2 separate regions of the Homo sapiens genome follow, and region 2 is linked to region 1. The links are chromatin loops, found by intact Hi-C in ENCODE. Cell type or tissue: Caco-2. All regions are shown on one strand.

Region 1 (2,500 bases):
CTGCTAAGTGCTCCATCCACACTGTGCCAGGCTCTAGAGGACACAGGAAGAAATATGGAGAACATGTTCACTGTTATTATGGCACTTTTATGGCTCCTATGTGTGGACTTAGTCATTTCTCAGTGACCAGGAAAGTAAGCAGTTCCAAGTAATGACGAAACCATCATGTGACATCTGGGGCTTACACCATGTACTTTGTGGCAGCAGCTGCTATGTCTTTACTTTCTGTATCCTCAGTTCTTAGCAGGGCACTTGACACTTAATAGGAGGGTAACAAATGTTGCATTGAAAGGAGCATAGAAACGGAACTATAGAGCAAGTGAGAACAAAAAGAGAGTTTCAAGAGACACAGTCAATGACACAATCAGGGCAAGTAATCTAACCTGTAGTTACTTAAACATTGTTACAGTCAGGAACTTAGCTACTTCAATTCACTCTTTAGAGAATGGGCCACCAGAAGATACTCTACATGTTCTTCCATCGAGGCTCCATGTTATATAGGCCATAAGCCATCACTGGAATAAATGTAGTGGAGAGGTTATAGCACACAACATGAGCGTGGAAACTTACTAAATGCCTTCAAAGGTATAAATAGTACTGAGGATTGATAACATTAAGCAGGTGTATTATAATAATTCCTTACTAGTTTGAGTTCCTGTCTGTGCACCAATGGAGGCAGCAACCAAAAGATGAAAAAAAAAACAAAGGAAATATTAATCTTAATTATCAGTGAGTCAAAAATATTGCAATGAATTTGGAAGTAGCACTAGTTGAAACTTGTCACTTTTTGCTACTTTTTCACAAAAACCAACCTAAGTATCCTACTCAAATAAGAACAATAAAATGGAAAGGAAAACTTTACATCTGTCTAGAAGTGTTACCAGTATTTTCATTCTTTTGAGCAACAAATAGTTCATTTAAAAGTCAAATAAAAAAAATTTTAAAGAATTCATACTGGAAGACTAGTAATAAGAAAAGTGGCAAATATTTTCTCATTATGTTTTGGTAAAGACCAGAAACATCAACACTTCAGTACTGAACTGTTGATTGTACTTCCCAGTTTTTACTCCTTCCTGAAAACTTTAAGCGGGCTAGGTATGAATGGAAGGTCTAGCCTGGCCCCTGCATGTGGGAAGGCCTGTGCTGCCTCTTGTGGTCTCATCCTGCATGACATGCTTCAGACAGGCACTCTGGGCTCCTTCGCACCCATTTTTATTACTAGCAACAGGATTTCTGTTTAATAGCATGTTTAATGAGTTCTGTGTTCCGCTTTGAAGAAGATGCTAAGATATTTTTCTTCATTTATCTAAAAATAACATAAATGTTTTGTGTTTATATCCCATAACTTACTTTGATAAAATACCTTTCAAATGTTTTAAATGTCGTGGAGGCAATATCTAGGTGGGACAAATCCAGTTGGTTCTGTGCTGAGCAGATTATAAGCAGAGACATGATACACCTGTATGTTGCTTTCCTCTTCCCATTTTGGTGTAAAGATCTTGCAAATGCAATGAAAATTTGAAAAGACACTAATGTAATTTGTGAAAGAGAGTACACACAGTTTGTATGTCTTTGTATACGTATACACAACACTTAGATTGCTGTGTTGTTTAATTTTTGCTCCTCGACACAGTAAGTGCCTGGGAGACTTTAATGAGTGTTAATACCAACCAAATGACAAGCATTCAAATTAACCTGGATCAGGATCTGCTAAGACCATCCCAAAGGAAACAACTTCAAAGTTAAGACAAACCCGTTCTCTTGGTACACTTAAAGAAACCAAGTCATCTTGGATTATAGTTCTCCTTTTTCATGAACAATTAACCTAGAAGAAAAGGAGAAAAATTAATAGGGATGCTGTTAACATTTCTAAATTATTAGCTATAATTTTTTACATTCAATTTATTACAATTTGAGAAAAATCATGATACAGATGATACAGATATCTTCCAGCAGCATGAGCCCAGGGTTTCCCACTCCTGAAATTTCACTTCAAAAATGGTGTATGGGCGGGCCTACTTGTTCCCTATCCACCTGCTGTTCATTTCAATTAGAATGGTATGGCAGAGAGATTCCTACTCAATAAGTTAAAAAGTACATTTTAACCAGCAAATTAAATTAGTTCAATTCAAAAGATTTAATTATTTTGCATTTCTCCTCCTTTAGAATATAATCAGTTAAAAATCTACATCCTGGGTAAGATGATGTTGGAACAGGATGCAGAAAAACTGCAATTTGGTCTTTCCTCTCTGCTTTGTCCTTGTATTATTTCAACATGTAGATTTTTTAGGATGTACACATAAGGAAGCAGAAGTCTTTCCATTTATAACAAAAGGAAACTTGTCAATTGTTCTTTATGTAATTTCATTCCATTTTCCTTCAAAATCAATTAGGCTTATTTTTAATTTACAGTTTATATTGAACATCACCATTGTCAGCAAAAATTAGAATTATTCTTTACAGATTAAAATAATATAAAAATTAGAACAACAACAAAACA
Region 2 (2,500 bases), 220 kb before region 1:
GGTAACAATGAAGAACATAATTTAGGTAATAGTATAGTATCTTGGGAGCCCTCCTGGAAGTATCTAGTTATGGACAGTGAGCAGCAGAAACAGGATGTAACTCAATTCAGCATACTTGATGGTTGTGGTAACCCTAGAAAATGACTCCAGGAAATAGGTGAGAATCCAATCAGATTGAGAGGCTAATGTTCATGACAGGGGTGCCCTAGCAGACAGGCAAAGCTGAATAGAAATTCAGGAGGAGAGGAATTTTGGCTATTTAGTAAAATTATGAGCAGTTGGTCATAGGCAAATTTTATGAGTAGGTAGCCCTTCTGAAGTCTTAGGCATATAATTAACCTAGGTTGGAATTATAATTAGACATCAAAGTTTAAACTTTTTTATCTGAACCGAGATGCAAAAGTAAATTGGTTCTGTGTTCTGGAGAATTGTAAAAGAATTCCTTAATTCCTTAGCAAAATTTGGAAGTCAGTATCAAGTGGTGAGGATAGGAAAGTTGAAGAGACTGTGGACCAGGCAAGACCTTATCAGTTGATTTAGGAAGCAGCAGTGACAGAGGCCAGACAGGTAACAAGAGAAAAGAGAAGGTGGAAAGTAAGAGACAGTTTTAATTGCTACGATAGAAAGATGGGATTTTGAAAAGATTAGCTATATGGAATAAAATTAACCAAAAATTGATCCAAGATTATAAGAAACTATTTCAAGACTCATTAATTTTACTATTGCTGTCAAACACACATTAAATCATTTTCCACTTGGGTCAGCTATAGGCATGAAGGTTCATTTGTGAAACAATTTCTGTAGAGTATTATTCCATGATCTGACATGCTTCACAAACTGTGTTTGTACATCCAACTTAAAAGCTGAATAGTCTATGGTAATTCTGCCATCATGTTTGAAATTTTCTTACCTTAAACAAAAAACCTGATCATATTGTATTACTCAAATGTGTGTAAGACTAGATTTAACTTAATGTGTACTAGTGTACAGTGTGAGACTGCATAAACAAACTTTAAAGAAATTCGTTATACATATTTTGATTTAACCTACAATGAAGTTAAGAGAAATCCTTAACCCCATTAGAGATTTGGGAGAGGGATGTGGCAACTGCTAACTTATAAATATTTTGCTAATGCTTAAATTTTACTAGCTTTCTGTCAATTCCTATTTTTACTCAAAAAATTATATAGTATTTAAATTTATAATTTGTATTCAGTTATTCTAGCTTACTATTATATGGTATGGCTTGACGGAAAGGACATTGTCTTCTTCTCTTCTGCAAAGCAGAAAAATATCCACTAAACACAAAAATATACACAGCAAATGTTAAAGTAGCCCTCTAAACCTTATGAAGACTTTTAAATCCTCAAATAGTACTTCAGAGCAACTGGATTTAATATCTTTCATCCAGCAGAGGGCTACCAAACTCCATTAGTTTCTGTGAACACACATGACAAAAAAATTCAGATGGGTTATTTCAGTGGTTTTCAGATTGTTTTAAGCAGCAGATCCTTTTCTTAAGATAGAGTTTTACAGTGTGGAAGTGAGATACACTCTCTGCTTTAATTGGAGAAGGGCCTCCAAGCTGCCTCTCCAGAAGGCCCAGAGAGGTGTGGAGGATAATTGAAACCCTCCACTCTGATTTATCCAAAAATACACTCCCACATTTAAAGTCAGCTCTTTTTGGGATCAGTCGTAATCCTTAATGCTGACACCGCATGGAAAATATATAAGCAGAATGATGCCCAAGTTATAGAAGTTCCTCTTCCTGGATTTTGTCTTCAATTGTAACTGTAGTTCCTACCGTGTGGTTGTATGTGTTGTTAGTTTGTTTTTGTTTTGTTTTGTTTGGGAAAGGTGACATTTCATCTCCAATCTAATGAGTGAGAAAGATGCTTATTCTGACAAATTTTCTTCACAATATTTCATAGGTGTGCCAAGCTGACAGATTGGTTGACTCTGTACTCTTTTATTTTATTCCTGTAACTGGGCCAGTTTCTGCCCTTAACTAAAACTGGATCAATTATAGGAGTGAAATAAAGGTCCATCTCCTGCCTATTTATTACTTTGCTTTGGTAATAAATCTATTTTTAAAAGAACCTATTACAGAGACTTCCATTTGGAATTATGCATACTTGGTGTCAAATGGTGATTGTTCTTTGTTGTGTTTTTCCATTCGAAACAAAGCTTTTGTGAGGCGTCCCTTTATTCTGATTAAGGCCTGGTGTAAATCTTTGATAATGAAGCCCATTAACAAAAATGACTATAAATAGCTCTACTTCTATCAGGGATATTAAATACTTTCTCAAGCACACATGCTCACTGATTTTAAGACTCATTCCACAGTGTTCCAAGTTGCGTGTTAGATTTTTTTTTTCTTGAGACGAAGTTTTGCTCTGTTGCCCAGGTTGGAGTGCAGTAGCGTGATAACGGCTCACTGCAACCTCAGTCTCCCAGGTTTAAACGATTCTCCTGCCTCAGCCTCCCAAATAGCTGGGAT

What was found. A loop is a pair of places that touch in the nucleus more often than their neighbours do. Peaks named below come from ENCODE experiments on the same cell type or tissue, not always from the same donor. Only the 100,000 strongest peaks of a DNase experiment are listed, where the experiment ranks them.
Region 2: a loop joins it to region 1, with 12 times the contacts of the local background. A loop is called at or near these places in 4 of 110 quality-filtered maps.

The regions. Positions count from the first base shown.
Region 1 is chr4:113,327,569-113,330,068 of GRCh38, forward strand. The region is part of intron 26 of ANK2 (ankyrin 2); the gene reads left to right. Among named protein-coding and RNA genes, the nearest start is that of MIR8082, 180 kb to the left of the region's middle. In Caco-2, no CTCF peak of the experiment used is centred here; DNase peaks (open chromatin) are centred at 153 and 1,153.
Region 2 is chr4:113,104,855-113,107,354 of GRCh38, forward strand. The region is part of intron 1 of ANK2 (ankyrin 2); the gene reads left to right. It overlaps MIR1243 (microRNA 1243), which reads left to right and starts at 2,009; the gene lies at 2,009-2,101. In Caco-2, a CTCF peak has its summit at 1,408 (motif pointing right); no DNase peak of the experiment used is centred here.